Regions from separate parts of the Mus musculus genome. Here region 1 is linked to region 2. Evidence: chromatin loops called from intact Hi-C (ENCODE). Cell type or tissue: heart. All regions are shown on one strand. Links, peaks and the distances in the headings refer to the core of each region. The heading gives the core; the rest is flanking DNA.

Region 1 (16,477 bases), core at 4,900-7,399, 160 kb after region 2:
CCAGTTTTCAAGAAGCGGGAGGATGGGATTTGAGGCAAAACTGGACCTATTTAATGAGCAACAGACCAGCCAGACCCAGTAGTAAAAAGGCAAAAGTAAAAAGCCCTTTTCTCAGTGTTTATTGGGGGGAGGGGGAGAAGTGGGGGAGCTGTCAGTAAGTTGTCGTGTGGAGGAGAATTTAAAAGAAAAAGGAAGGTTTTCACCAGTTTGTAGTAGTGCATACCTTTAATTCCAGAGGCAGAAACAGGCAGATCTCTGAGTCAAGGCCAGCCTGGTCTACAGAGTGAGTTCCAGGACAGCCAGGGCTACACAGAGAAACCCTGCCTCAAACAAGAGGGAAGAAGGAAAGAGGAAAGGAAAAGAATGAATTTGAGGTAACGTGATCCTCCCAGGTGACTGGGCTGTACATTAGCAAGACCTTTGTCAGTAGCTTATCCAAGATAGAATGACTGATAACAAGAAAACTGACATGCAGGCTGGGGGGAAATGCTCAGAGCTACACAGAAAACCTGGTTTAGGGGGCAGAGGGGTTGTTTCTTGTTTTTTAAAAACCGTAATGTTGTAGTGAAAGAGAATACTCATGGCGATTACAGTAGGAGAGACCTTTGTCTCGAAAAAAAAAATCCGTATAGAGGATTTTTGTTGTTGTTGTTGTTGTTTGGTTTGATTTTTTTTTGCTTTTGTTTTTTGAGACAACAACCAGGTCGTGATCCACCTGCCTCAGCCTCCTGAGTTCTGGGATTAAAGGCATGTGCCACTGTGTGTGTGTGTGTGTGTGTGTGTGTGTGTGTGTGTGTGTGTGTGTGTGTGTGTGTGTGTGTTTGTGTGTGTGTATTTCTGTCTTAAGAGGAACTGAAGGGCCGGGTATGGTGGCGCATGCCTTTAATCCCAGCACTTGGGAGGCAGAGGCATGTGGATCTCTGAGTTCAAGGCCAGCCTGGTCTACAGAGTGAGTTCCAGGACAGCCAGGGCTATACAGAGAAACCCTGTCTCGAAAAACCAAAAAAAAAAAAAAAGAGGAACTGAAGGGATGGCTCAGCAGTTGAGAGACTGAATTCTAGAACACTTTGGACATCAGTTCCAGTTTCAGAGGATCTGGCACTCTCCTAAGGGCCCCCGCATACATGTACACATACAAACATGCACATAAATATTTTTAAATCTAAAAGTGATCTAGCTAGGTCACTTCTGATCTCTGAAGGAATCAAACATAGTAGGGAGATCCCTCTGCATCCATGTTCATTTGTTGTAGCACTAGTCACAATATTTATGTTTTGGACTTTGCCTAATGCCCATCAACAGGTGAAGGGCTAACAGGAATGGGATTTTATTCCGTCAAAAAAAATGCAATCCTCTTGTTTGCAGGAAGATGAGTGGCACTGGAGAGTATTGTGTTTTGTAAAAGTCAGATTCAAACAAATATTTGAATATAATGTAGATTTGAATATAAATACGGCATGACGGTAGAACTTTGGTGTACAAGAGAGGAGGAGGAGGGATGAGGAGAAAACGGCCGTGAGCAAAGTACACAGTGTGCTTGTGTGACGATGTCTTGGTAAAACCCATCTTTTTTCTTTTTCAAATGTACTCAGAAACTCTGTAACCTTAACTGTCCTATAATCCGCAGCCTGGCCTTGAACTAAAAAGATCAGCCTGCCTTTGCTTATACAGTGCTGGGATTAAAGCTGTGAGGCACCACAACCAGCAGAAACCCATTAGTTTATATGATGAACGTGGCTCACACACACTCCAGAGCCATAGTCACTCATGTATGCTTCTAGAACTAAGTGTCTCTATCCTTCTCTCCAACAGTAAGTGTACCAGTTTTCAAGAGGGTTTTTCCTCACTGACACTCTTCTGTCCCCATGGGGAAGACTTTGCCTACTCTAGTTGTTTCAATTTTTTAAAATTATTTTTGGTTCATGTATCTAGCAAATATAAAGTGTTTGCCTGCATTTGTGTATGTGTGCCCCATGTGTGCCTGGAGCCTGCAGAGACGAGGTGTTAGATTCCCCGACACTGGAGTTGCAGAAGGTCATGCTGCTACAGTAGTGAAATGACCTTTAACACCTTTAATCCAAGCACTCCAGAGGCAGAGGCAGGCTGAAGCCAGTCAGGGACACTGTGAGACCTTGTCTCAAGGATGCTAGCAGCTGTCAGTAACAAAGATCTAAGGGCTTTAAAGATGACTGTGGACAGAGGTGCTTGCTGCCAAGCCTTAATGACATGAGATTGGTCACCTGAGCCAACAGCTTCAGAAAATTGTCCTCTAATCTCCACATGTATGCCGTGGTACACACATACACATATACATGTACATAGGCATACATCGAAATATAATAAAAAATCAGTAACATAGTGGCTTTTTAATAAGTGTTACAGTTTTCCTCTTACCCAGCTAGCTTCCAAATAACTGAGACTGGACTATTATATTTATTTATCAAGTTTTAATGGTACAACAACTGAGTGGTATTGCTCTATTTTCATCCTCTAAGCTAATCTTGCTGCCTCCCAGCCAAAATCCCAGAAATACTTGTATTTTATGGCTTTCTCTACTCAAGCTGTTTTCTCCTGCTTTCTCTTTGACTCTCTCCCTGCCCCACCCTCTGCCCTGGCTAGGAGGAAGTCCAGTGTGGAGAGAATCTCTTAAAAGAATCACCTGCCAATAAAAAAGCCAGTGGCCAATGAGCTGAGACAGAAAATAAAAGGTAGGACAATGGCAGGAAGAGAGAATATTCTAGAAAAATGGAGACTAAAAGGAGACACAGAGACATTAAAGAGATTTGAGAGAGACACTGAGGAGACTGGAAGAAAAGCAAGCCAGGACTGAAGAGGTAACTAACCAAAGGGTAGACACAGAATAGTTTAAATGGATTACGTTAGTTACAAGCTAGTCAGGGCATGAGCCAAAGCCTGTAGCCAAGGCATTTATTAATATAAGTCTCTGAGTCATCATCCTGGGAGTAGGGGCTAAGGGGACAACAGATTTTTTTTTTTAATAGTCCAACCCGAGCCGGGTGTGGTGGCGCACACCTTTAATCCCAGCACTCGGGAGGCAGAGGCAGGTGGATTTCTGAGTTCGAGGCCAGCTTGGTCTACAGAGTGAGTTCCAGGACAGCCAGGGCTATACAGAGAAACCCTGTCTCGAAAAAAAACCAAAAAAAAAAAAAAAAAAAAGTCCAGCCCTATCCTCTTCTCTGTTCAATCATTGGCTGATCAGCTTTTTTATTGACCAGTGAGGGAATAACTGGGGAGTAATAGTTACGTTTACAACATTGAAACAAGAGATTCTCAGAATAAGGATTGTAATCAGGTACGGGAGCAGCACAGAAATCAGCGTTTGAATAATGCAGGTATAACCTCAAACACTGCACAGGAGCATTATGCCGACCACAGGAGAGGACAGAGCTCAGTTGCTGGAGCATCACCCAGTGTGAGAAAAGAGAGACTCTGAAACAAACCAAAGAAAGTTTTAATGTTGTTTATTTGTAAGTTTTGAGACAAGGTCTTTCTATGTGTCCCTGGCTGCCTGGAACTCAATATGTGTACCAGGTTGCCCCCAAATTCCAGAGAGTTCCGCCTGGCTCTCTATTTCTGAGATTAAAGGTTATGTGTCACCTTGATACACCAAAAGAAAATTAGTATTAGATATAGTTGACTTGAGTCAAAAATAAATGAAACAGAAGAAATAAAGAAAGGCACATTGTCTTGGCACTTGGGAGGTTGGGGAAAGAGAATCAGAAGTTCAGGTTTTTTTGTACATAGTTTGGGGCAAGCTAAGGTTCAAGACATACACCTTGTCTCAATAAAATAGTGTACAGGTCCTGATGGAACAGGCCAATAATCCCCCATGCTCACGAAGCTGAGATGGGAGAATCTCAAGGTCTGGGCAACTTGGTGAGGCCTACTCAGAAATTACAACAAGCAAGGCCTGGGGCTGGAGCACACAGCATTGGAGCAATGGCTCTTCTTCATCAGGTTCAGTTCCCACACAGCTCAGTGGAAACAAAACAATGCTAACTAAAGACCTGGGCTAGGTTGCCAAGAAATGGAGCCATATGGTTTGTAGAGTTTCTCTTTATACCTTTTAAATTTTAATCTGGCCTGTGTTCCTCAAAAGTACTTTTCCCCCTTGAGACAGGGTCTCAGTATGTAACCCTGGATGGCCTTGAATTAACTATTTAAACCAGCCTGACCTCCTGCGATAGTCAGGCCCAGTCTTGTAGCATAACATTTTATTTGGCCCTTTAGTGTTGGTTGCATCTTGGAATTCTGGGAACAGGAGGCTTAAAAAAAAATAACAAAAAACAGCCTGCAGAGACTGGCAGAAAGGGAGTGAGATTCAGGTGTGGGGCTGAGGAAGTTCCAGGAGACAAAAGAAGAGGGTCAGAGACTAGGGTTAGAAAAGAAGACAGTTGATGATAGCTGAGACAGAGAAGATATTGTTAGGAGACAGAAGAACCCACAAAGTAGTAAATAAAGAAAAAGTAACAATAAAAGCTACAGTTGGTGATGAAAGTGGGGCAATTTGTAGGAAAAAGAAACATTAAGAGACAAGTGCCACCAATGTGGCAGGGCGGCATGGGAGGCTTGGTTTCAAGTACAGTAAAGCAGAAGCCGGGAAAGGAGGAACGGATAGATGCTTTGTTTCAGAAGCCAACAGGGTTTGCTGGGGCTGTTTCTGGAACATGCTTCCTTCCCATGGTTTTTAGCAGCAGGTCCTAGTCATCATCTCCTTCACCCCTCTCCCCATCCTCTTTTTATGTTGCTGCTGCTGTTTTCCTCATTTCGGGATATTTTGTTTATAAAATACTAGCTGAGCAACTGGGGAAAAAATTAAGGTGGAATTAAAGAAGCTTGGTATTAAAAAAAAAAAAAAGTAAGGAAAACAAATAGATTCATTCCCAGTGACTGAACCAGAGAGAGGAAGTTTCCCCCAGGTAGAAGGAGGGGAAAGAACTGTATCAAAAGGCAGTCAAGTCAAAAAAGGAAAAGAAAAACAGGAGGATGGTCAGAGTTAAACCCACAGCACTCAGTCACAAAAATCAACAGCATTTCCAGTAGTAGTTGGGATAATCTTTTTGTACACTGTGTGTGGGGTCCATCCTTTCCTGTCTAAGGCACCTTCTCATCGATTGATTTAATAAAGATCTGACTATGGCTGAGGCAGGAGAGGAAAGGTGGGCAGAGAGGGGGACAGGGAAAGAATAGGGTGGGAGGTTTTGCCAGCCAGACGTGGGGGATCGAACAGTTGCCCAGAATGAAAGAGGTAATGAGCCACGTGGCAAAGGTGGGTTACTACAACCTAACTGGGAACAAGACTAAGCTATAAGGCCTAAGTTTTCATAAATAAAAATAATTCTCTGTGTCATTATTGGAAGCTGGTAGTGGTTCAAGACAGTCTGGTGCATCCAATGTGGGGCTAGAAATCCAAGCTTAGGGTCTGAGAAGAGTTCTGGAGGGAAGGTGGGGAAGAAGCAGTTTCCTAAGGGAGGGGAGGGCCGCAAGTCACTTTACCATGGAGCTAGTGGAGGCCTGTGAGCAGGAAGTAAGAAGTGGGGAACCAGAGCCTCAGTGCAAGACCTCTCAGGCAAGCAACTGCTCAGAGCTGGGTCAGAGCACCCAGAGCTGGCCTGTGCCTGCTGGTGAACCACAGAACAGTACCTCTGTTACCCAGAGGTGGGGCAGGTAGGTGTGGCTCCCAACTGTTGTCCAGGAAAACTGGCAAGGGAAGCCTGCTAGACCAAGCAGAGTCAGGCAAAGCCAGCTGCCATCCACAGGCATTGGCCTGAGGAGCCTGCAAGTGCACAAAAGGTCAGATGGGACATTTCACAGAGCCACAGTGGGACTGAAAAGCCCCTACCTTCTGAACAATTAATGTATAAGTCTGAAAATCATAAAGTGATGTTTATGAAGGAAGGAGAGAGTTACAGAGATTTTTAAAAAATGTATGTTCTGTTTTAAAAAATGAAGACTACCATGACAAGATACTTGGATTCCATTTTATTTTATTTTCATCATCATCGTACAAATACTTATCTTTTCAGTAATGATTGCAATTTTATATATTCTTTTAAGAAAGATCATATTAAAACAGACTTAAATAAAGAGAGGACTGAAAAAATTGAGCACTAGGGGTAGAACAAATTAGACAATCCTTTGGATCAGAATAAAAAAAAAAATTGTCAGGAATCCAATCTAAAACCTGGGGTGCCACCTTGTGATGAGACTGCAGAATGGCAGCTCATAGAGATGCAATATTCTACATTAAGACTACAGAGTATGTTTAATGCCATATTAGAGCAATGTCATACAATAATTATGTGTTTCATTTTGTAGAGTTTGAAGTTTTAAAGTATATACATGTGGTAACACAGCATACAATTGGTTTGTATTCAGGACTTGAAGGGGCTTTCTTAAATTGTAAAAAGGATTGTTCCAAAACTGCACATTTATTAGAGGTAATAGCTATCTTGGAGATGCCTTGGTAGATTGAAACTAATGATACTCCATGTGTATCCAGTAGAATAAAACAATTTTTTTAGACATTTTGGCATAAAACATGTTACAGATATAACTTACAATCATGCAGGTCAAGTGATTGTAAAAAGATATAACTACACTTTAAAGGAAATGCTCATAGAACAGAAGGGGTAAAAAATTTAAATACCAGTCAGGTAGCACAGCTGCTGGGGGGAAAAAAAAAAAACCCTGGATTTTAGAAAGTCCTGCTAAGTTATCAGGCTATGAATGTCGTAATCTCCGAATGGAGGTCAGGAAATGTATTGCACTGGGGGAGAGGTTATGTCTGTGCTTCATATGTATGAGATGAAATGCTGTGGATTCCTTCAAAGTTAATAAAGATTAAATTTGACCAGGGAAGACCTCCTGAAAATCTTGGCTACAGACATGAAGAACCAAACCAAGCACAACAATAAAACATGTGAGATGTATGCAGATCCCTCTACATAGAGACAGCTCTGACAGGCTGAGATAGGAATGCCTTTTTTTGTTATCTATTTTTTTTAATTTTTTTATTAGGTATTTTCTTCATTTACATTTCCATTGCTATCCCAAAAGTCCCCCAATTCCCCCTCCCCAGGAATGCCTTTTTGTAGCCAATAATCTTGTTGGGTACTGTTAGTGTCATGATTTTATACACTGTAAAGATATGGCTCTGTATTTCTTGCATGCCTAAAGCACCTTCTGATTGATTAAAATAAAAACCCTGTGGCTTTAAAAGTAAGTGTCGCAGTTTTTATCTTAACCTGGTTAGCCTCCAAATATTGAGACTGTGGTATTTAACAAACTTTAAAAACACAACTGAGCAGTATTAATCTATTTTAAACTTCTATGTTAATCTGGCTACCTCCTAGCCAAAATCCCTGAGATGTTGGGGGAAATATTAAAAAAAGACTAATAATATCCTGTGCTATGCTGGGCACTGGCAGGCCACATGGCACCAGCGGGGTGTTCTCATCTTGGCAGACTCTCTGGCCCGGAGCTCCCGAAACATCTCCAGCCAGTTCAGTAAGTTCCCACTAGCTGGTCACTACCACGCCAGCCCCATGCTTCAAACCCCCACAGCCTTTGTGGTGCACATCGGGCAAACTCACACTTTGCTGCCTTACCTTTCTCTCTTGAACCCAGTCAAACCAGTGTGAAGGAAAACACCAGACAAACTTAGTTCAGAATCAATGGTAACTCAATAGCTGGGCGCAACAACTAGAATCCTTATTAAATCTAAGTCCTCTGGTATGAGCCAGGAGACACTATGAGCTACATCTTACCCTCTCGCTATCCCCATCCAAAGCCCTAACTCCCTCCGGTTCCTCTCTTCCTTTGTCCAACCGGAAAGTCCTGCCCACTCGACCAGTGATTGGTCCCTTTATTCATTGGTGAAAGGTTCACAAGAAGTCACCTGAGTGTAGAACTCATTCCTGAGACAACCCTTCCTGGGGATTAGGAATTAACATCAAAATACAGGCATCAACCACCAGGGCCATCCACAACACTGAGATACCTGCACTTTATGGCTTTCTCTGCTATCGGTGTTTTTCTTTGGTCTCTCCTGGACTCTCTCACGACTATTCCCCACTTCCTTTCCCTTCTCCCTCACCTGGAAGGAAGGAAGTCCAGCTCTTATTATCTCCCCTGCTCAGCCATTGCCTGATCAGCTAGCTTTATTGACCAATAAGGGAATAATTGAGAGTAATGTTTATAAAACAATGAGACAGGAGATTCTTAGAATACGGATGGCAACCAGATAGGAGGGCAGAGAAATCAGCATTTTAATAATGCAAAGATGATCTTTACATAGTATGCAATATATGTCTACACTGAGGCCTGTAGCACAAGGCAGAATTAGGTCAGCCTTTTAGACAGAGAAAGGAACTCTGGAAAAGGGATTGACATGTGAAATTTGCCATCAAGATGAGGAAAAAATCGAATGTAATGAAACTAAGGAGCGGTAACCAGCCACATGGAAAACCTTAGATTAGTATGAATGAGATAAGTGAGTTATGAGTTAGTTGGGAACAAGCCTAGCTTAAGACCTCGACATTCATTAATAAATAAAAAGGACTCCGTGTCATTATTTGGGAGCAAGCATGGGCATAAAAAGGCCCATCGTAAGTTAATTATCTCTATCCTTGTCTAGCTGCCAAATGATGGAGACTGAGACTATGATTTACTTATTTAGCTTTGCACAATCACTGGGTGTCTTAGGGTTTTACTGCTGTGAACAGACACTGTGACCAGAGCAACTCTTAAAAAGAACATTTAGTTGGGACTGGCTTATAGGTTCAGGGGTTCAGTAAGTTATCATCAAGGCAGGAGCATGGCAGCATCTAGGCAGGCATGGTGCAGGAAAAGCTGAGAGTTCCGTATCCTCATCTGGAGGCTGTTAGCAGAACACTGACTCCAGGCAGCTAGAATGAGAAACTTATAACCCACAGGAGCAGTGACACACTTTCTAGTCCTGCCATTCCCTGGCCAGTCATACACAATCCATCACACTAGGGATTACCCCTACGCTATATTCCTTCCCATAGACTGTCTACTTCCCAACTTAGTGACCCAAAACTTGCTGTTTCAGCCTGGGGCATTTTACTAATGTACATGCTCCCTGTCCAGCACATCTAATATCGATCTGTTTTCTCCATCTTCTTCCTTGTTTACCACCTTCACTCTCCTCCACTCTCCTCCTCTCATGGTCCCTACCTTCAACTCCCAGCCCAGTAAATGAAACACCACCTATTTCTATTTTGCCACTTTATTTTAACCAATATTTTTAAGTAGTATCACTTGTCGTATATAAGGATCTGCTTGTCAGGGGCAAACAGATCTTGGGGGCCATTACCTAGCATTTGAATACATACATAGCAGTTCTAGACCAACACCTAACAGTTCACCATTACATTTACTGCCCAATATTTGGCAAAGAATCCAAAGTTTAAAAATTCAGGTATTAGAAGTCCAAGGCAGAAGGCAGGAAAAATGTTTCCCTAACAACTACAGTTTCTCTTTTCTTTTTTTTTTTTGTTTTTGTTTTTGTTTTTGTTTTTGTTTTTGTTTTTTGAGACAGGGTTTCTCTGTGTAGCCCTGGCTGTCCTGGAACTCACTTTGTAGACCAGGCTGGCCTCGAACTCAGAAATCTGCCTGCCTCTGCCTCCCAAGTGCTGGGATTAAAGGCGGGTACCACCACTGCCCGGCTCACAACCATCCTTAATGAGATCTGACACTATCTTCTGGTGTATCTGAAGAAAACTACAGTGTACTTACATATAATAATAAATAAGAAGAGAGAGATTAAAATGGAATATTTTCCATGTTAAAAAAAAAAAAAAACAGGGCTGGAGAGATTGATTGGTCAGTGGTTAAGAGCACTGACTGCTCTTCCAGAGGTCCTGAGTTCAATTCCCAACAACTACATGGTGGCTCACAACCAACTGTAATGGAATCCAATGCCCTCTTCTGGTGTGTCTGAAGACAGCTTCAGTATACTCATATACATCAAATCAATACATTTTTAATTTGTTTGTTTTGTTTTTTTGGTTTTTCGAGACAGGGTTTCTCTGTATAGCCCTGGCTGTCCTGGAACTCACTTTGTAGACCAGGCTGGCCTCGAACTCAGAAATCCGCCTGCCTCTGCCTCCCGAGTGCTGGGAATAAAGGCGTGCGCCACCACGCCCGGCCAATACATTTTTAATAAGTAAAACAATGTAGAAGAGGGTACTTGAACCCTGTATAATTTTGTTACAATTATCAACATACAAATAATTATATTTTCAGTAATGATTACAATTTTGTTTATCCTTTTAAAAGAGAAATCAGGATATAATAGACTTGGAGAAGGAATAGACTGGAAAAATAAATGTTAATGTGGAGGCAATAGAAAAGTGATCGGAGGACTGGTAAGATGGCTTAGTGGGTAAGAGCACTGACTGCTCTTCCGAAGGTCCTGAGTTCAAATCCCAGCAACCACGTGGTGGCTTACAACCATCCGTAATGAGATCTGACGCCCTCTTCTGGTGTGTTTGAAGACAGCTACAGTGTACTTACATATAATAAATAAATAAATCTTTAAAAAAAGAAAGGAAAGGAAAGGAAAGGAAAGGAAAGGAAAGGAAAGGAAAGGAAAGGAAAGGAAAGGAAAGGAAAGAAAAGTGATCGGAGAACCCTTTGGTTCAAAATAGAAGATCTCCAAGTCAATCTAAAGCTTACAGCACTATCTTGTGACAAGACTGCAGAATGGCAGCCTATTCAAATGCCAGACAAAGAGGCTGCAGCTATAAACCTACTTAATAGATGAGATATTATATTAATGTTGTCAAGCTTCAGTCTAAATGAAGGTCTATATGCTAAATTAAGAGTACAAATTATATTTGCTACCACCTTAGAACAATGTCATATGAAAGCTTCTATGTTTAGATTTTGTAATTGAAAATTTAAAATGTGTACACACATTGATGCATCATACTATTGATACATATTCAGAATTCCAATGGACTTTTGCCTTGAATTCTGAAAAGGATGACTCTGAGACTGCACATTTAAATTTTCAAAGGTAATATACATTGCTGTATTAACATATGTATGAGAAGCAGTGTGCACAGATGAGCTAAAGGAGATTCTCTGCTCTTTGAGCAGATATAGCGTCTGTCTTTTCTTTTCTTTTTTTTCTTTGGTTTTTTTGAGACAGGGTTTCTCTGTATAGCCCTGGCTGTCCTGGAACTCACTCTGTAGACCAGGCTATCCTTGAACTCAGAAATCCGCCTGCCTCTGCCTCCCGAGTGCTGGGATTAAAGGCGTGAGCCACCACGCCCGGCCATTCTTTTTTTTTTTTTTTTTTTTTTTAACAAGTTGGTTTGGACTGTATAGCCAAACTAATATAAATGATTATTCATGCCATTTGAAAGAATGACATGATAAGTCCTGAGGAATCTGTAGCCAACAAGATTTACTGGCTATGCTTAGCTGAAGTCCTGGCTGGAGACATTTTCATATCTCCTTAGAGCTGTTCCCTAGAGGGATTAGTGTAAGCATAAATTTTTTTGCAACCTATTAAAAGTTCAACCTCTCCTCTTGCCCACCACCCACCAACTACAATAGAAGAGAAAAGTTATTAGGATATGGGGGAACTGGACGTGTTTAGCAATAGTTTTTTGGGGACGAGCTCCATCTTCTTCTGCAGTTCAGTCCTGTAGCAAACACCAAATATGACTCAGCAGCTGCAGTGCAGTCCTCTTGGAAGGCAGACACCACACATGAACCAGCAGCTGTAGATCAATCTTAAAGAAATTGCAAGGCTCACCAACCAGCCTGAGGTAAGGCCTTAGCAGCAGCAAGCTGCCTCAGGAACCACATTAGCAGGTTTTTTTTGTTTTGTTTTGTCTTGAAGACTTATTTATTAATTATATGTAAGTACACTGTAGCTGTCTTTAGACACTCCAGAAGAGGGAGCCAGATCTTGTTACTGATGGTTGTGAGCCACCACGTGGTTGCTGGAATTTGAACTCAGGACCTTTGAAAGAGCAGTCAGTGCTCTTAACTGCTCAGCCATCTCTCCAGCCCCCAACCCCACATTAGCAGTTCTTTGGTGAGTTTCTCTCAATGGTGGCATTACCACAAATGGAGCTCAACAATGCTATCTAAGGCAAACCAATACATGCGTGTTGTTAGTGAAGAATAGTGAAGTGGAGCAAACCAAACCAATGCCTGTCTCCCACTGTCTGTGGGGTCACATTTATACCCCTTCATCAAATGTCCTTTCACTTGTCTGTTATAGTGAAAGACCCCCGAAGGGAGACCCTTACTCAGACACTCAAGTCCCGGGACAGCCGCGTACCCAAGAAGACACTGAGACCATACATAAAATGTAGAAGGCAAGATTTAATAAAGTAGCAACATGAAAGCACACAGACCAGAGCTCTGGGGTCGAAATAAAGCAGCAACATGAAAGCACACAGAGCTCTGGGGTCGAAACTCATACACCTTTGCACAGAGTAGAGGAGTCTCGACGACCAGCCAAAATTTTTCACAGGCTTATATAGTAAAACTCAAAGGGGGGAGAACTGGGCAGGGAAAGTACAAGTTTACATCACTAGGGAGTTCTGCCAAAGGAATCTACGTAACTAAGGAGTCATGTCCTATCAAGGAATCTACGTAACTAAGGAGTCATGTCCTATCATTTGGCAATGTACCCGGTTCATTTTGAGGTTGTTCTAGGAGGCCTTTATCTCAAAAATGTTTTCTAGATGGGAGGGGGTGGGCTCCGAGGTAAAAAGTTCATGTTCTCACAAGAGGCCAGTAATTTTTCATTCTTCAGTAGCAAAACATCCTCTCACCTGTGTGCCCCAGCACAACATCATTTGACATAACTGACTTTCCAAAGAAACTAGAAGTTTCCACTTTAGGTCAGCATTCATGTTACTTCTGTTGTTCTTGGATTCTTCCTTCATATCTGTAGCCAGGATTTTCAGAGGTCTCCCCCCTAGTCAAATCTAATTTTGATGGGATGCATTTTTTTTCTCCTGTTAAAACAAAGACAAAACCTCTTCCCCTGAAAGACCCACAATGTGAGGGCTCCCCCACGTTCTGACTCAGGAGAGGCGACACCCCAAAATCACCCACAAGAAACGGGTCTTGCTGCAAATTGCAAGAGGATTTTTATTCAAGAGCGCTCTCGGGCCCATGGTCATACACCACGCAGGGGTAGAGGACCATGGCGCCCCGAGTAGCTGGGTAAGGGGGTATTTAAAGGAAGAAACCGAAACTCAAGGAAGTGGGGAGGGCGTTGTTGGAAGATACCAAAGATACCAGTTAAGAGTCACAAGGAAGTGTAAAGTTACAAGAGTCACAAGGAATACCTGGTAATTGTTAACTCTCAAGACAGCTTCTAAGAGCCCCTAACAATAGCACATTTGCATTGCAGGTTCTGGTAATGGCCAGGGTGACTTTCTTTGAATGAGCACTCTTTGAACCCAGGAAGCGGGTGGGTAGAGGAATGTCCCTATCTCTTTTATGATTAGCATACCTTTACAAAGGCCACATTCCCAAGCCTGGGCCTAAAGGCCTAGAATTCTGTTTTTACGTTGTTATACTTTCATTCCCCCCTTCTACTTGTTAGTAGTTCTAATCTTAGAACTAGACACAATTTTTTTCCTGACATACTTGATCCTTTACTTTAGGGCATGGTACTGTTGTCTTAAAACTAAAAGCCACATTGCACTAATTTCTGTTTTAATAAAGGTGACTTGCCTATTTAACACACATGGACCTATAATTAAAAGCAGAAGCAAAATCAAAAGGGGTCCCATAAAGGTAGAAAGTAGAGCTGTCAAGAGTACAAGATAAGGGCCTTTCCACCGGAGTCTTAAGGTTTTCTGTGTGGAGACGTCTAATGTAGCAGGTCTTTTTCTCTTGAGTAGGCCTTCTGGAGCTGCTTTTTCGCTCGCTGTCTCACTCACTGGAGCACCTTGAGCCTAGAGAACAAAGGCTGGGAAAGCAGCATGTCAGCACTATGTACAAAGGCTATTTTTACCAGTGGAGGGGGGCCCCCTGTAGAGTAATTTATAGGGGGGTCAGTCTAAACTGTCCAGGGGTGTTTCTATCCCTGAAGAGCATAAAGGGTAGGAGAGCTATCTAATCATAGCGCCAGTCTCCGCTGTCAATTTGGTAAGGGTCTCTTAATGGTTCTATTAATTTTTTTACCTGTCCTGAGCTTTGGGGCCTGCATGCACAATGTAACTTTTAACCGATCTCTAATATCTTGGCCAGTCTCTGATTTACCTGGGCAACAAAGGCAGGTCCATTACCTTGGGAAGATTTCTTTTAGAAATTCTACCTCATTATAGCACAGGCCTTGAAGCTTTTGACTATTTCTTCTGCTAAGTCAGAGAGTCCTGTAACATAGTAGTCAAAGGACCTAACCACACCTTTGAATTTCTTGGCCCCCAGGCCAAGCCAAATACTGTCTATAGCTTGATAGTGCTCAGCGGTGTATCTAAAGCTGGTCTCTCTGATGTCATAATAATCTTTAGACTCCTTGACTGCCAGGATCATTGTTTTTTGAGCCACCTGCTTGACGGTTAGATCTGCCATCTGATTTTCTTTAGCCACAGCATCTTAGGTCTTTTTCTGCAGATGTCAACAGCCCTCTTTGTATATTGTCCCGTACAGTGGCAAAAGCATACCTGTTGTCAGTGTAGACTTTTCTTTTGCCATTTATAGAGCTTGTCTTAAAGTCGCAAGTTCAGCTTTCTGGGCCGACGTCCCTCAGGAAGGCTGCTGGCCTAGATCACTTGCTTTCTGTTCACCACCATACTGCTGTCCCCACCTTTTGCTTACCTTTAACCTCGAGGCTACTGTCATCAGTGTACCAGCTCGTACCCTCAGGCCAAGGCTGATCTGATAATTCAGATCATTTCTTCTGCCAGAATGTCAGCGCAGTGATGAGTAGGTGCAGTCTCACACAGTGGGACAGCAGGTGGAATGAAGCGAAGGTCACTCATTTAGACAACAAAAAGCTCTGATGTGTCACAGGAGCGTTGGTAATGCTTTCAAGAGTGTGGGATGCCACTACAGTTATTTGTTGTCCCAGAGTGAGCTTATCAGCATCCTTGACAAGCAGATTATGGCAGCAATAGCTTTCAGGCAAGAAAACCACCTACTGGCAACAGGGTGTAACTTCTTGGATAGGTAAGTCACTGGGCTTTTTCAAAGTCCCAAAGTCTGAGTAAGGACTCCTCTGGTGACCCCTGCTCTCTCTTTCACATAAAGAGTGAAAGGCTTGGTTAGGTCAGGCATAGGCTGGCCATCAGTAGGGCCTTTTTAATCTCTTTAAAGGCTTTCTGGTGATCTGGGGTCCACACAGACACCTCCCCTTCTTTGGTTAGGGGGTACAACTGGGCAGCTAAGGTCGCCAACCTATTTCCTTCCCGCTATTCTGAAGTTAAGGTATATATAGGCTGATTTAATTCATCAATACTTTCTAAAATTCAGTGTTTTTCAGCAACTGTGATATCTGTCTTAGTGACATTTAAACATTTAAAGTCAATAAAATTTTATTTAACCTATCACTGGGAAATCCCATACCTTTAATTCTAGGGTCTGACTTTTAAAGGGGGGAACCCATCCCCCACTATGCCAGGATCTGCTCAGGAAAACAAGCTCAGCTGCTCAGCAGGTGGTTTCTTGCAGGAAGCTGCAGATGTGGCACACAGTAGAATTTACCTACGTGGTAAGACTCCATCCTAGGTGGGCGAGGCGATTGTGGCAGAAACAGGTCTGACTCAGCCCACTCAAGGCTGAGGGAAGGCACACTTCACACATAATTATTTTTAGGTTGACAGTCAAAACAAAATTATGTGGCATCCATGTGTCCTCTTCTGTTGTGTTTCTTCATTTTTTACCATGGAAAGTTTTAGGTTTTATTTTTGTTTTGTTTTTTTGTTTTGGTTTTTCGAGACAGTATTTCTCTGTGTAGCCCTGGCTGTACCGTGACTCACTTGTAGACCAGGCTGGCCTGGAACTCAGAAATCCTCCTGCTTCTGCCTCCCGAGTGCTGGGATTAAAGGCGTGCGCCACCACGCCCTGCTAAGTGTTTTTTGTTTTTTTCTAAACTCTTTAATTTTCTCCATTTTTGGAGACTTAGTTTTTACTTCTCTCTCCTCTCTTTGGATGCTTTATTTCTCTTTGTCTCCTTTCTTCAGACACTTTTGTTTTTGTTTTTGTTTTTGTTTTTGCTTTTGCTTTTCAAGACAGGGTTTCTCTGTGTAGCCCTGGCTGTCCTGGAACTCACTCTGTAGACCAGGCTGGCCTCGAACTCAGCAATCTGCCTGCCTCTGCCTCCCAAGTGCTGGGATTAAAGGTATGTGCCACCACGCCCGGCTTATCTTTTTTCTTTAGAGACTTTCATTTTCTTTCTTCTTCCTTTGGAGACTTTTTTTTTTATGTGCATTTATCTATTTCTCTC
Region 2 (16,477 bases), core at 4,942-7,441:
GTCATGGGGGGCTCCTTTTTCCGGTAGGGGGAGCAAGGTGGCCGGGTTGAGGGTCACCACCGGTCCGAACTGAACCCGTTCCGTATCCAGGAGCATGGCCTGATAGTGGGTCATGCGGGCATTGGATAGCCAACGGTCAGGGGGTTGTTTGACCAGTGCTTCTACCGCATGGGGGGCCAGAATGACTAGCGGCTGTCCCATCGTTAGTTTGCCTGCATCCTTTGTCAGAATGGCAATGGCTGCTACCATCCGTAAGCAGGGGGGCCACCCGGCTGCCACTGGGTCCAGCTTTTTGGACAGGTAGGCCACAGGCCGGCGCCAAGGTCCCAGTTTCTGCGTTAGGACCCCTTTGGCGTAGCCCTGCTTTTCATCGACAAAGAGTTCAAAGGGCTTGGTCAAGTCTGGCAATCCCAGGGCAGGGGCCGTCAGGAGGGCCTGTTTGATTTCTTGATAGGCCCTCTGCTGATCTGGGCCCCAATTAAACAGAGTCCCAGTTTTGGTGAGAGGGTATAAGGGGGCCGCCATTTCCGCAAACCCAGGGATCCAGAGGCGGCAGAAGCCTGCCGTCCCTAGGAACTCCCTAAGTTGTCGAGGAGTCTTTGGAACGGGTTGCCCCATCACAGTCTCTTTTCTAGCCTCAGTCAGCCATCTCTGACCCTCCCTCAGAAGGTACCCCAGGTATTTAACCTGTTTCTGGCAGATTTGGGCTTTCTTGGCCGAGGCCCGGTATCCGAGGTCCCCTAGGGTTTGTAGTAGGGCCCGAGTACCTTGTTGGCAGTCTAGTTCGGAAGTAGCGGCCAGCAGTAAGTCATCCACGTACTGTAGCAGGATCAAGTCTGGGTGCTGGATCCGGAAGTCTGCTAGGTCTCTGTGCAGTGCCTCATTAAACAGGGTGGGACTGTTTTTGAAACCCTGTGGGAGTCTGGTCTAGGTCAATTGCCCAGAGATTCCCATTTCTGGATCTCTCCACTCAAAGGCGAAGAGAGGCTGACTGGTGGGGTGGAGTCTCAGGCAGAAAAAGGCATCTTTTAAATCGAGCACAGTGTACCACTGGTGGGACGGAGGGAGTCCACTTAAGAGGTTGTAAGGATTGGGCACGGTGGGGTGGATATCTTCCACCCGCTTGTTGACTTCTCTCAGATCCTGGACAGGCCTGTAATCATTAGTCCCTGGTTTCTTAACGGGCAGCAGGGGTGTGTTCCAGGGGGACTGGCAAGGTACCAATATTCCCTGGTCCAACAGTCTCTGTATGTGGGGCTTGATCCCCAGTCTGGCTTCGTGTGACATGGGGTATTGTTTGATGGACACAGGGGTGGAGGTTGCCTTTAGAGGTATAATCAGGGGCGCTTGGCGAACTGCCAGTCTCATGCCCCCGGTTTCTGCCCAGGCCTGGGGAAAGTCAGAAAGCCAGGTGGACCCTAGAGAAACATCCGGCTCTGTTGAGGTCTCATGTAGCCGATACTCATCCTCTATGCTTAGGGTCAGTACCTGTAGGGGCTGTCCTTTTGGTCCCACAACCTGAGCTCCCGATCCCTCGAAGTGGATCTGGGCCTTTAGTTTAGTCAACAAGTCTCTTCCTAGCAAAGGATAGGGGCAGTCTGGCACATGGAGGAAAGAGTGAGTGACCTTACCGGTAGCCAGGTGTACCTTGCGATCTGTGGTCCAGCGATACCGCTTTCCTCCAGTAGCCCCTTGGACCCAGGCAGACCTGTCACTTAGGGGTCCAGGATTTTGGGTCAGCACGGAGTGTTGGGCCCCAGTATCCACCAGGAAGGTGACTGGTTGCCCCCCGACAGTGAGGGTTATCCTGGGTTCAGGGGGGGGCTCCTGACCCTGACCTCCCTAGTCATCTAGGGTCAGGAGGGAGGTCTGGGGCCTCGGTCCTCGGGGCCCCCGTGGCTTCTTTGGGCAATCCTTAGCCCAGTGTCCCTTTTCTTTGCAGTAGGCGCATTGGTCCTTATCGAGTTGGGGCCTCCTTCGCTCTCCCCCCTGTCTATCCTGTCTCTGACCAGTAACTACAGTGGCCAATAGCTTGCTCATTTTTCTTTGTCTTCTGCGGTCCCTTTCTTTTTCTCTCTGCTCATCCTCTGCCCTACGGCGCTCTTCTTTTTCCTCTGTTTCTCTCCTGATACGTTCTTCTCTTTCTTCCGGGGTTTCTCGTTTATTAAAGATCCTCTCGGCTTCTCTCACTAAGTCCCCTAAGGTTTTGCTTTTTAAGTCTTCTAACCGCTCTAACTTCCGACCAATGTCTGGAGCGGACTGCCAGATGAACGACATGGATACATTGGTTTCTTGCCCAGGGTCCTCAGGGTCATAAGGAGTGTACCTGCGATAGGCCTCTTTGAGTCTCTCTAAAAAGGCCGAGGGAGACTCATTGGGTCCCTGAGTTATCCCTTTTACCTTGGCCAAATTGGTGGGGCTCCGGCCCGCATTCTGGAGACCCGCTAAGAGCAGCTGGCGATAGAGAACTAGGTGGTTCCTACCTCCAGGGGTGGTATAGTCCCAGTCGGGACGTTCGAGGGGAAAGGCGGCCTCGATCTCGTTGGGCAACTGGGTGGGGCGCCCGTCGTCGCCCCGGACTGCCTTTCTAGCCTCCAGGAGCACCCGCTGCTTCTCCTCTCCTGTCAGCAGAGTCCCCAGCAACTGCTGACAGTCATCCCAGGTAGGCTGATGGGTGATGAGAACAGACTCGATTAAGGCAGTCAATTTACCTGGATCTTCAGAAAAGGAAGGATTATTATTTTTCCAGTTATATAGATCAGAGGAGGAAAACGGCCAGTACTGCAACTGACCATTACCCCCCAAACGGAGTGGGAAAGCCCGAGAGGTGGTGGAATCTGCCGCGGGGGGGTCTCTTTTGCCCCGCAGGCGAGACACCATGGGAGAGGGGGCAGGAATCTCAGAAGTGGAGGTGGCCTCTTCTCTGTCGCCATCTCCGTCAGAGGAGGACGGTCCCTGTTCTCCGTACGGCGGAGGGTCTTCTGTGAGAAGGTCAATGAGAGGTCCGCCGTTATCGGAGAGAACCTGAGGTTTAGAAGGTCTGGGTTTTATAGAGGGGGTAAGAGCAGGGTAAAGGGCAGATCGGGGCGGAGGTTGGGTCGAAGGGCCGGATGGGAGGATGGGAGCGGTTGGAGAGAGAGAGAGTTTGGGAGAGACAAAAGGTTTGACCCACGGAGGGGGGTCATAGGCAATAGCCTCCCAGGTGACAATGTATGGGACCTGATCCGGGTGTCCGTGGGGACCGGGAGAGAACACCTTAGATTTAACCTGTGAAATGATGTCTAAATTAAAAGTACCATCTTGTGGCCACCCCACATCGAAAGTTGGCCACTCGGCAGAGCAGAAGGTGACCCAGCGTCTCTTCTTGACGTCCACGGACTGGTTGGACGCAATGCGCTGGACGTCTCCCCAGTGTTCAAGGGTCAGGCTCAAAGGAGTGGTTACAGTCTGTCCCATATTTTTAGAAACGGTCCAAAACAACAATGAACAGACAAATGACAGAACAACACTGAGACAGACAAGACGCGCGGCGCGGTTTCGGCGAAAAACCGAAAGCAAAAATTCAGATGGAGGCGGCGAGGGCTTGGACCTCTCGTCTCCTAAAAGAACCACGTACCCCTCCGACAAAGGAGGGGCTCCAAATAGCCCGAATCGATCAGGACTCGGACTTACTGATTGGGCCACCCAGCGGGCCCCTGATGCCTCTGAGACGTCTCCCAGGGCTGCGGTCGGGAATACGAACTCATCAGTTCTTCCACGGAACCGCCAGATACAGATCTAGTTAGCTAACTAGTACAGATACAGACGCAGGCGCAAAGATTAGATGCCGGCACACACACACGCACAAAGACAGAGACGGAGACAAAACGATCGCTGGCCAGCTTACCTCCCGACGGTGGGTCGGTGGTCCCTGGGCGGGGGTCTCCGGATCCCGGACGAGCCCCCAAATGAAAGACCCCCGAGCTGGGTAGTCAATTACTCTGAGGAGACCCTCCCAAGGAACAGCGAGACCACGACTCGGATGCAAACGGCAAAAGGCTTTATTGGGAACACGGGTACCCGGGCGACTCAGTCTATCGGATGACTGGCGCGCCGAGTGTGGAGTTTTTACCCTTTTTATAGGGCTTGGGCTGGGGGGCAAAAAGCGCGGTTACAGAAGCGAGAAGCGAGCTGATTGGTTAGTTTAAATAAGGCTTGGGGTTTTTCTCGGTCTTTTGGGGAACTTGAAACTGAGGTGGGACTTTCCAGAAACTGTTGCTAGTTTCGCTTTATCTGAGTACCATCTGTTTTTGGCCCTGAGCCGGGGCCCAGGTGCTCGACCACAGATATCCTGTTTGGCCCCTGTCCTAGTTTTGTTCAGCCTTATTTTTTAACTAAACTTTCTTGTGGCTTTTGAGAACTCAGCTCTGGTACTTTTTCATGCCTTGCAAAATGGCGTTACTGCAGCTAGCTTGCTAAGCCTTATGGTGGGGTCTTTCATCACCACTGCCTGGCCTTCTCCATGAACATCATAGTTGACCTCAACTTCCTAGGGCTTTTTCCTGTCATATTATATAATATATATGTGTGTGTGTGTGTGATTTATTTATGTGTATGGGTGTTTTGCATTCATGCATATATGTGAACCATGGAGGCCAGAGGACATCAGATCCCTTGGAGCTACAGTAACAGGTTACAGATAGTTGTGAGCTGCTATAGAGATGCTGGAAATCGAACCCTGGTCCTTGGGAAGAGCAGCCAGTGCTCATGACCACTGAGCCATGTCTCTAGCCCCCTGGCCAGCTATTAGATCAACTTATTTTCCCCGAGCTTCTTCAGTGTGTCCAGGTGGGGGAATCTATTACTGGGACTCATTACACTGCTGCTGGATGCACCCAGAGAACCTGGAAGAAAGAGTGGACTTAGACCTAAGTTCTCAAGAAGCCTGTATTCTGGTGCTGGAGAGATGGCTCTTCAGTTAAGAGCACTGACTGCTCTTCCAAAGGTCCTGAGTTCAATCCCCAGCAACCACATGGTGGCTCACAACCATCTACAATGGGATCTGATGCCCTCTTCTGGTGTTTCTGAAGAGAGCAACGGTGAACATAAAATAAATAATTCATAAATACATAAAATAAATAATTAGTTATTCTGGGAGATGTGGCTCTCCACTCTTTCCAAAAACTCTTGAGACCTGTGCTGATTACTATACCCACATAACCTCGTATAGAATGGCAGCAGAGAGTTTTCTGGTCTTTGATTATCAAGTTTCAATAACCAGAGAGAAACTTTTTTAAAAAGAAGAGAAAACAAATATATAGTTTATCTCTATTGTCCAAACTAAAACAACTCATCTTTCTGCACCCTTCTACCGAGTGCTGGGGTCCCCAGCAGGCACCACCGTACCTAGCTGTTATTCTCCTTTTATTTAATAATCATATACCCCCCAAATCATAAATATTTTAATGTTTCTACGTGTTCTCCATAATTATTGTTCAATAACTGGATAAGTCTCCATCGGTCTCCACATTCTGGTTTAACAATCTGCGTATTGTGCAGAGCTTGGTTTCCTTCCAGCTCGTTACTTTACGGATCACGCTACAATGAATGCCTTTCACGTGGATCTACATACGTCCCTTGCTTTGTTTAATTGTCTCCTTGGGGCTTGTTCCCACGAGAGACATCACTGCATTTCAGGGTGTGAACAATTTTATGGCCACTGACACAAGCTGTTCTAATGGGTCCCAAATAGGTTGTGACTACTTACTAGCCCGCTCACAGGCAGAGTCCCCCCAGAACTTAACACCTTCAACACCAGCAGAGTCCCCTCCAAAACTTAACACCTTCAAGATAAAGGTACACTATTCCCCGGTTTTTTGTTTGAGTTGGGATGGGTGAAGTTTAGCGATGTAGTTCTGGGGACTTTTCATTGTTGTTTTGTTGAATATTAACACCGGAAAAAGTGGACTCTCAGTTTAAATGCCATTTAATTGTGATTCTTTGCCTTCTTTCTGCATTTACTACGGATAAGTAGGACTCAGGTTCACAGGGTGATTCCGAAAGCTAAACTACCACGGATCCCTAAACTGCTGCAGGCCAGCACAACCTAGCAAGATTTTTGTCTTGTTTTGTTTTGTTTTTTTCAAGTCAGAGTTTCTTTCTTTGTGTAGTCTTGGCTGTCCAGGCTGGTCTCAAAGTCTCAGAGACCCTCCTGCCCCTGCCTTCTGAGTGCTGGGATTAAAGGTGTATAATCTTTATGCATCACCCTGTATAATAATTTTAAAACTACCATATTGTTATAAAGAACAGTAGGAACACACAGACACACATATGCAGATCATTAAAATCCATTAAACACTTTTAAATTTTATATATCTGAATGTTTTGCCTACAAGTATGGACATGGACCTTGTACATGTAGTGCCTGCAGAGGCCAGAAGAGGGCATCAGATCCCCTGGAACTGCAGTAACAACAGATGGAGAATACTCCAAAGAACAGCAAGTGCTCTTAATCACTGAGCGAGCCATCTCTAACTAAGTGGTTTAAATTGCAGACATTTAGGAGCTGGCTAGGTGGCTGAGTGAGTGGGTAAAGCTCAGAAAATTTGACTACCTTAGGTCAAGCCCCAGAGCCTAAGTAAAGGTCGTGGATCCTCTAATACCTTGTAAGAATTCCCCCGAGTGTTTGAACACTTGTGAGTGCATGCACGCAGACACTTTTTTTGTTTGTTTGTTTGTTTTGTTTTGTTTTTTTGTTTTTCGAACCAGGGTTTCTCTGTATAGCCCTGACTGCCCTGGAACTCACGCTGTAGACCAGGCTGGCCTCGAACTCAGAAATCCACCTGCCTCTGCCTCCGGATTAAAGAGATTAAAGGCGTGCGCCACCACGCCCAGCTACTTTTTTTTTTTTTAAAGACAGTTCAAGGCTAACCTCTACAACAGACCAAGTTCAAGGCCTGAGCCAGAGAAAATCTTTCCTCAAAACAAAATAAACCCAACACTCCAGAGGCAGAGATCCCCGTGAGTTCAAAGCCAGGCAGAGCTACATAGTGAACCCTGTATGGGAAGAAGAAAAAAAAAAAGGAGAGAGCACAAGATATTAAGCGGGGAGGGGAGGAGAGGGATCCTCTCTACAGCAGCTTCCTTAAGCACATTCCATAACGTCAACATCAAGTTTAAAAAGGTATGCCTGTGTGCGCATGCGTGTCCACGATCACCGCCCACCTTTGTGGCGTCCGCTCTCTCCTGCCTGCTTCTGGGTTCTGAGGATCAGTCTCGGGTGCTCATGACCCATTGAGCCATCTCAAAGGCCCTAAGTAAGGCTTCGCACAATCCCTTCTCTCTGTTTTCTCTCCTCGTCCACAGATAATTAGCCAACAGCCCTGCCTAGCAGGCAGGGCTGCCTCCACCCTCCCGTGCCCCGCCCCACCCTGCAACGCACAGGGCGCTGCCTTGCCTGAATTGAGTAAACTTCCCTTCCGGTTCAGACCTCTCTCTCCTCTGTACCTCAGAACCGGTCTGTCCGGGTTCTACTCTCAGGTGGTAGAATGAAGATCTCAGAAATGCTGGTGGAACTGGCCGAGACTGGGTGCACCGTGTGACTGGAAGAATAACAGTAACGCCCTTACACACGTACACACACACACAGAAACGCACCTGTACACATGCACACACATATGCACACGGGCAAGCACACACACACTCACGCAGTACCCCAGCACACACCACTTCCAGGGTTTCCCAGCTCAGGCCCAAGACTCCCTCTTTGCTATTTCACCTGAGCTAACAGGTAGAACCAGGACACATGATAAACATACATTAGAATCTAAAAGTAAAACAAAACAAACAAGCAAACAAACAAACAAAAACACGAAACTCTCAAGCGCCCATATGCTATGTCCAAATCAATGGGGTGCTTGGCTGGACCCTAAACTTTTTGCTTTCATTAATTGCCCATTGGGCCACTGTAGAGACAAACTAGAGGAGGCCTCAGAAAGCACTGTGAGAAGTAAGGCCCTCAAATTTGCGTTCAGAAAAATCACATCTGGATGCTTCCTCTGGGACAGAATGCTGCTGCTGCTGCTGCTGCTGCTGCTGCTGCTGCTGCTGCTGCTGCTGCTGCTGCCCCTGCATCTCTCCCAGGTCCCAAAGACACATTCCCCCAAGGAGAGGAGTGGTCAAAAACTGTGGTAGAAAAGAATTTGTGTTTTAGCTCAAGGTCTACATCCTTTGCTCGAGGCTGCTAGGCAGGAAGAGAGGAATGAAGAATTGTTAATACCCATCTGCTTCCGGGGTAGGGACTGGGTCAGATCGTACATCTGTCAGCTTCCTCTCCTGCAAAAGGCCAAGAGCCAGACCGACACTACCCTTTCTGAGGCCGACAGCAAGCAAATGCCTCCCCCACCCTGTCTGTGACCATCAGCGAGACATATGAATACTGATGGGTGACATCTTTGGACACAAATAGCATGGTTAATGCCAGTAACTCCTTTTACAAGTGACTTGGTCGTTCTTCGGTCACACCCTTTGATGGAGAGCTCTTCTAGTACAAAGGAAGCTATAGGCACCCAGAAGAATCCTGTTTCACGAGCTAGCACCACAGCCCCAAACCAGAAAGTATCACACAGCTCCGATTCCACCACTTAGAAGGAGGAAGGCAGGAGGATCAGGAGTTGAAGACCCTCCTAAGCTATATAGCAATTTAAAATCTAGTCTAGCCGGGCGTGGTGGCGCACGCCTTTAATCCCAGCACTTTGGAGGCAGAGGCAGGTGGATTTCTGAGTTCAAGGCCAGCCTGGTCTACAGAGTGAGTTCCAGGACAGCCAGGACTACACAGAGAAACCCTGTCTCGAAAAACCAAAAAACAAAAAACAAAAAACAAAAAACCTAGTCTAAGCTAAATAAGATAATGTTTAGGGAGCAGGAAAGAGAGAGAAGAAGAGAAAGAGGGAGGGAGGAGAGAAAGGGGGGGGGGCTGTTTTACAACCTTAAGAAGAACAACCTTGAAGCTAGAAAAGGATTAGTCTCAGCTTTGTGGTTTTTAATCCCTAACCATTAAACCATCCTGTCTCCCCAGCTCCCACCATTCACACACTTACACAGGAGAATCTCGTGTTATTAAAAACTTCAGTACTATTTACTAGCACTGTGGAACTGCCTGTCTGGGGCTTTCTAAAGGACAGAAACTAGAGTGAGGTATGAGATGGTCAATCCATTTGGCCCACCAGGTGGCCCAGTGTGCCCCCCCCCCAGTTCTATTCACATAGTCCCCCATGTCCTTTATGCTGTGGCTCTCATGTAGGAGGTAACACAAGCCAGAGCTCTCTCCCTGCATCTTCCTTCGGCCTCCAGCAAGAACATCTGGAAGCCGCTTTGGGGTCCCTGCCCTAACTGACCAGTTTTTATCTCCTGATCTCATCAAAGGCCTGAGGATCACTGTGGCAAAAAAGGAAAAACAAACCTAGACCAGGTATAAGTGCTTATAATCCCAGCACTTGGGAGGCCGAGGCAGGTGGATCTCCGTGAGTTCAAGGCTATCATGGTCTACAGAGTGAATTCCGGGACAGACAAGGCTTCATGAAAAAACCCTGTCTCAAAAAAAAAAAAATCTAAAAATGTCTTCTTTTCCATTTAAATTGTTCAAATGGGATCTGGGACAAACCAGGACCTGAAAGAGATTTAAGGATAGCAGACATAACATGCAACTATATAAAGCCCAAGACCTATATAGACTGGTTTTTTTTTGTTGTTGTTGTTGTTTTTTAAATTCCAGAATGGTTTCTTTTTGTACATTAGCCAGAACCTGCTGTTATTAAAAAACTTTTTTCCTTTATTGATCTCTAAATGGGCAGAGTGATGTCTCACTGGGAAGACATATCAATTCTAAAGCATAAGAAGCTAATGTTTTTCGTCAGCTAGACAGCTCAAGCAAGGATATTAAAAACGACAAGCTTGCCTCAAAGGCCAGCGTGTTGGTGACTTTGAGTTCAATAATTTAATAGGATTACTATTGGCACTTCTTCCTCATCCTGAATCTGAACAATGTACCTCATGAAACAGCGCTTCTGTTATTCACCAACTTCTGTTTTGTGGGGTTGGTTTTTTTTTTTTTTTTTTTTTTTTTAACTGGAGCTGAGGACCGAACACGGGGCCTTGCACTTGCTAGGCAAGCGCTCTACCACTGAGCTAAATCCCCACCGCAGTTCGTTCGTTCGTTCTTTCTTTCTTTCTTTCTTTCTTTCTTTCTTTCTTTCTTTCTTTCTTTCTTTCTTTCTTCCTTCCTTCCTTCCTTCCTTTCTTTCTTTTTCTTTCTTTCCTTCCTTCTTTCTTTCTCTCTCTCTCTTTCTTTCTTTCTTTCTTCCTTCCTTTCTTTTTCTTTCTTTCCTTCCTTCCTTCCTTCCTTCCTTCCTTTCTTTCTTTCTTTCTTTTTCTTTCTTTCCTTCCTTCTTTCTTTCTCTCTTTCTTTCTTTCTTCCTTCCTTCCTTTCTTTTTCTTTCTTTCCTTCCTTCTTTCTCTCTCTCTCTCTCTCTTTCTTTCTTTCTTTCTTGAGTCATTTATTTTATGTGTATGGGTATTTGCCTACATGTGTATCTATGTACCACATGTGTGCCTGACACTCCGAGAGGCCATGAGATCCCTTGGAACTAGAATTGTGAACAAATTTTAATTATGGGCAGTGGTGAGCATCCATTTGGGTGCTCGTAATAGAACCTGGGTCTTCTTTAAGAACAAGGAGTGTTCTTAACGCTGAGCCAGCTCTTCTGCTCCTCACTTGATTTTAAAAGTTTACTTCATCTTTAAACCTTGCTAATTGCATCCTTTGAGCAGCGTAACTTAAAAAGTCATTATGAAGACTTTCTCTTGAAAACCCACACCCATACTTGGGTGTGTACTGTCTTTTTCCTGCGTGCGTCCCTTTAAATACCCACGCTTCAATCTGAAGTATGTACCATCTCTTATCTCTACTTAACAAACTCTATGACTCTTTCCACTCTGACTTGCCCTGGAACTCTTGTCTGCACTGTAGCCAAGGATCCGCCTTTACCTGAGTTAGGTCCCTAAGCAGTAAACTCCTCAGGCTATGACATCAGAACTAGGCTACATCTCCCCACCACAACCGGCAGTTCTGCACTTAATGTTTCACACCAGCCTCCTCCCAGCCCCATTTCCCTAGATCTGGATGGCGAACAACTTGTGTGGGTGCTTCCCAGAAGAGCTGAAGATGTAGCTCCATTGATAGAGTGCTAGCCCATGTGTTTTATGCAAAGCCTTGGGCTTGATCCCCAGCCACACACAAAACAGGAAGTAGTGAATTAGCACTACAGTCCCAATTGGGAGGTCGACACAGGAGGATCAGAAGTACATGATTATTCTCAGCTATGTAGAGTATTTGGGATCAGCCTGAGGTATGTGAGACCCTTTCTCAAAACAACACACACAGGAAGGAAGGAGAGAAGGAAGGAAGGAGAAGAAAAGAAAGAAAATTCTTCCCAAGACATCTTGTGTATTTTCAGCTGTTGTGATACAAGTTATTCATTTGTTTTAAGTCGTCGAGACAGCACTGCCTGACTACCAAGAAATGCGGTGATAAAGACTACGTGGGGAAACAGTTAAATCTGTAAAGTGCTTAGGGACCCCAGGCTAATCCCCAGAATCTAGGTTAAAAACAAAAACAAAACCGGACATGATTATGTTTGCAATCCCAGCATGGGAGAAGAGGAGCCCTGTGATCCCCTAGGGCTCACTGGCTGGCCAGCCTAATATAATCCTTGTATTCTAGGCCCCAGTGAGAGACCCTGTCTCAAAATACAACGCAAACAGTTCCTGAGCAATGCCACCAGAGGATAACCTCTACGTGCACAGGCACACACAAAAGACTTATTGACCAGACTCTTATGTAGCTTCTAGCAAGTTAAGGCATGTCCCTGGGCTGGCCCTAGATGATGCCATAAAATGCCTGCCTGCAAAGTCTCAATGCTGCCAAGAAACCTGACTGTTTATTCGAATCAAAGCCTGGTAATAAAGACAGGTCCTGGAGCAATCTCATGGAGCGATTATTTGAGAAATGGAGATATGGCTCAGAACATCTGGCTTTCAAGAACTTTTGATCTCCAACACACACACACACACACACACACACACACACACACACAACTTGCTGCTTCTCTACTCCTTTTTTGTATTAAAATCTAATACTCTGGACTGTCTTTTCCAAAACCTGAACACTGTCTCTTGAATGAAATACTAATATTCGAGTTCAAGGAAAATGCTTTTACTGTAGCTCCCAGACAGTGAGGCACCTCTGTTGGAAACACTATGCTCCAACACCAGTATTTCCTAAACCTGATATGTAAACCAGGTGTGGTGTCTCATGCCTATAATCCCTGCTATTGGGAAAGAGGTTAAGGTAGGATTACTATGATTTTGAGGCTAGCCTAGGCTACAACATGAGTTTCAGGCCAGCCTAGGCTACAGTATAAGGTATTGTCTTTTAAAATTTAGGGCAGGGGTGGGCTAGCAAGATGGCTCAGCAGGTAAGAGCACTGACTGGTTTTCCAAAGGTCCTGAGTTCAAATCCCAGCAACCACATGGTGGCTCACAACCAACCACCCATAATGAGATCTGACGCCCTCTTCTGGTGCATGTGAAGTCAACTACAGTGTACTTATGTATAATAATAAATAAATCTTTGGGTCAGAGCAAGCAGGGACTGAGCAAGCAGAGTTGACCTGAGTGAGTGGGGTTGACCAGAGCAAGCATAGGTCCTAAAAATTCATTTCCCAACAACCACATGAAGGCTCACAACCATCTGTACAGCTACAATGTACTCACGTACATAAAATAAATAAATCTTTTTTAAAAATTTTGTTGTTGTTGTTGTTGTTGAGTCCATTTTTTCACCTAGACAGGATCAATTCACAAACCCAGACGGCCTAGTCACATGGTCCAATACCCATTAATATGTCATAGCTTAAGTATGACCAATACCATTTTATGACAGTTACTAAAAGGATATTAAAGAAACACTATTCACTCTGGCTAGATAAACTGACAGAACAAAGAAAGGAGTCTAGTCTAGTGAAGCAGTGAGTTTGCTAGTGCTCCTTATAGGATGGTGGGTCGCTCAAAGGAAGCACATCATTAAAGTCTTCTTCCTGCCAGGTGGTGGAGTTGCAACCTGGAGGCAGAGGTAGGTGGATCTCTGGGTTCAAGGTCAGCCTCATCTAGCGAGTTCCAGGGCAGTCAGGGCTACACAGAGAAACCCTATCTTGGAAAATAAAGAAATAAAATAAAAATTTAAAAAGTCCTATTCTTTTCTTTTTTTTGAGACAGGGTTTCTCTGTGTAACCCTGGCTGTCCTGGAACTCACTCTGTAGACCAGGCTGGCCTCGAACTCAGAAATCCGCCTGCCTCTGCCTCCCGAGTGCTGGGATTAAAGGCGAGCGCCACCGCGGCCCGGCTAAAAGTCCTATTCTTACCATGAAAGACCACCCATGAAGAGTCCCAACTTCCTTCCCTTCCTTTTCCCTCTCCCTCTCCCTCTCCCTCTCCCTCTCCCTCTCCCTCTCCCTCTCCCTCTCCCTCTCCCTCTCCCTCTCCCTCTCCCTCTCCCTCCCCCTCTCTCTCTCCCTCCCCCACCCCTCCCCCTCCCCCTCCTCCTCCTTTCCTTTCCTTTCCTTTCCTTTCCTTTCCTTTCCTTTCCTTTCCTTTCCTTTCCTTTCCTTTCCTTTCCTTTCTTTCCTTTCCTTTCCTTTCCTTTCCTTTCCTTTCCTTTCCTTTCCTTTCCTTTCCTTTCCTTTCCTTTCCTTTCCTTTCCTTTCCTTTCCTTTCCTTTCCTTTCCTTTCCTGTATACCTTTCTATCTCCTGTGAGTTCTAGCACTTTCTAAGACCCTGTGCATCTGGGGCAGGTGAGAGACAGGCAGGAGTGCTGATTAGAAGCTCAGGCTGGGCTCTCTTTGAGAAGAGAGAAAGGGGTAGGGAGTGAGGTCTGAAAGGTTTTACACCAAGGCTAGGAATTAGCATATGAAAGGAACTGATCCTTCAGCCCAAACCTGCCTTCCCACTGGTAGCAGACAGAACATACACCTGAAAGCCCACCATATGCAGATGACCTAGAAAGCTCACGCTTTAGGAACAACCCCAGAATCCTAATCCTTCCTTTGGAAGGGACTTCTTGTCAAGAGCTTGTTTGAAGGTTCTAGCAAGAGAGGGCAGTTAATGGGATACTCTCCCAAGTCAGTGGAGATCGTTGGGCTTCGAGAGGAAAGAACAAAGAAATGACGGAGGAGAGGGATGCCTGCCTAGCCAACCAGCCCAGCTGAGTCAACCCTGGAAATCAACTTGATGACAGATGTCCCAGGTGACACTGAGAGGTGCCAACCAAGAGATCATCAGTGTTCCCCTTGGAAAGCTCTGGAGGGCTCCTGGGGAAGCCAACAGCAGACCATGCAGAGCGGCTCATTGACGGAGGGAGCAAGAGTGAAGAGTCTCAAAGGCTGGAGTCACAGGTTTCTGATGGTTGACTCAGGAATGAGTCACCCTGCTTGCGGTCAGTTGGGTACTGGAGGCTGGTTCCCTCAGAAGAGGACCTATCACGTCTTATCTCTAAAAGGTCTTGAAGAAACAGCTCGTGGTAGGGCCAGCCCCAGGACTGGGCTACCAAGTGAGACACTGTCTAAAAGAAAAGTAAGATAAAATAAAGGAGATCAGGGGAAGGCAGGAAGAAAGGAAACATTTCCAATTTGTTTGTATAGATTATCCTTGTCTTTTTTTTTTTTACAGTGTTTATTAAGCCAATATCCTGAGTTTTGAACTTTTTAAATAGTTTCTAGCATGATGCAATTATGTTGCAATCAAATACTTTTGCGAATACGTATATTCATATTGTTAGAGATATGTCTGCAGGGTAAATGGCATGGGGTGCCAGGTCACAGGCTGAATCATATGTAGATTTGCTACAATATTGCCAAACTGTTCTCTTCCAGAGTTATACATTTTTGTGTTCCTTCCAAAACTATATAAGAGTGCTTGTTTCTCATAACCTTGCCAGTTGAGTCTGCTGTCAAGTTTCTGAGTCCCTGCCAATCAGATAAGCCAAGCTATTTTTAATTCTTCATGCAAAGTTATCTCCAGCAAATCCTGCAGGTAGCTAACATCACAGTTTAGAAGTACCGAGCCAGGGATGTCTAGCGCCACCTGGTGGCATCGCATTAATTGCACTAAAACTTAACTAAAAATTTTAGCGTGTTTAGCGTGGCTTCCATCTTAAATTTGAAGAAATTTCAAATAACTAGTGATATCTGGACTGGGGGTATGACTCAGTACTTGCCTAGTATGCCTGAAGCCCCAACTTGGGTCGCCAGCACTGCGTAAATCCAGTGGGACGGCAGATTCCTGTAATCCTGGCCCTCAGAAGGTGGAGCAAGGAGGTACAGGTAGAAGCCAGCCTTGGTTATATAGGGAGTTGGAAGCCAGCCTGGAATACCTGAAACCCTATATAAACCAGCAAACAAAAAGTAATGTCAGACATACGGAAACTTTTACCCCAATGATTATAGAAATAAAAACGTAGGGAGTATAAGCGTTCACACCAAAGCTCTAATTGGAAGGAGGAATCCTGGAAAAAGAGAGGATGGGACTGATGGTAAAAGATCCAGGCCACAGACAGAAATGAACAGCACTTTATAGGCTATCGGAGTGGTCTGAGGTCTGGAAGTTTTTGTTAGTCATATGAATGCTATTTTTAATACCTGGGTGTGGTGGTGCCTGCCTCTTGTCTCAGCACTCTCGGGCTACTGTGAGCTAGAGTGAGAGATACTGGCTCAAAAAAAAAGAAAAGAAACAAAGCTAAGTTAAACCAAACTGAGCTAAAAGCCCTCATTATGGAGTCAGGCATGTACAACACACACCTTTTATTCCAGACCTTGAGAGGCTGGACCAGTCAGAGTTCTGTGACTCTGAGGCCAGCCTGGACTACACAGTGAATTCCAGGTCAGTCTGAACTATATAACCAGTGAGACCTTGCATCAAAAATAATAAATAAATAAATAAATAAATAAATAAATAAATAAATAAATAAATAAATATGCAAACAAGAAAAACAAGCAAAATATCTACTTATGGCGTGAGTTGATTTTTCCATGTAAGATAACAGCTCCTTGCAAATACCATGGAGACATCCTGCCCTTGGAGTTTTTCCTCTTGTATGAGGAACCAGGTACATTCCACACATTGTTGGCAAAGAAGGGAAGACTAGCTTGCTAACTGAGAGACTTCGGATTAAGGGCAGGTGAGCCAGTTGATTCTTACCTCCTGATCCTCATTTCTATACTGAATCTTAGCCCAAAGTGCTTAGGGTCCATATTTCCACTTCATGAGGTTCGTCAAACAAGAAGCTCCTGCCAGGTGTGGTGGTCCACACCAGAAACCCCAGCTGGGCTACATCACAAGAGGGCAAGAGCCTTTTTTAGTTCTTGTTGTGTTGTATTGTGGTCTTGG

What was found. Peaks named below come from ENCODE experiments on the same cell type or tissue, not always from the same donor. Only the 100,000 strongest peaks of a DNase experiment are listed, where the experiment ranks them.
Region 1: it touches region 2 in a loop (3-fold over the local background); 4 of 42 quality-filtered maps call a loop at or near these places.

Annotation. Positions count from the first base shown.
Region 1 is chr1:171,311,366-171,327,842 of GRCm38, reverse strand. Gm20045 (a long non-coding RNA gene) reads left to right here and starts at 529. Exons shown (of 2, transcript XR_865726.1): 1 at 529-949; 2 at 3,102-7,242. It also overlaps a transcript of Dedd not described here. In heart, for the core only: a CTCF peak has its summit at 6,239 (motif pointing left); no DNase peak of the experiment used is centred there; H3K4me3 peaks cover 165 bases; H3K27ac peaks cover 118 bases.
Region 2 is chr1:171,469,148-171,485,624 of GRCm38, reverse strand. No RefSeq gene overlaps it. Among named protein-coding and RNA genes, the nearest start is that of Alyref2, 26 kb to the left of the region's middle. In heart, for the core only: a CTCF peak has its summit at 6,407 (motif pointing right); a DNase peak (open chromatin) is centred at 6,454; H3K4me3 peaks cover 426 bases; H3K27ac peaks cover 399 bases.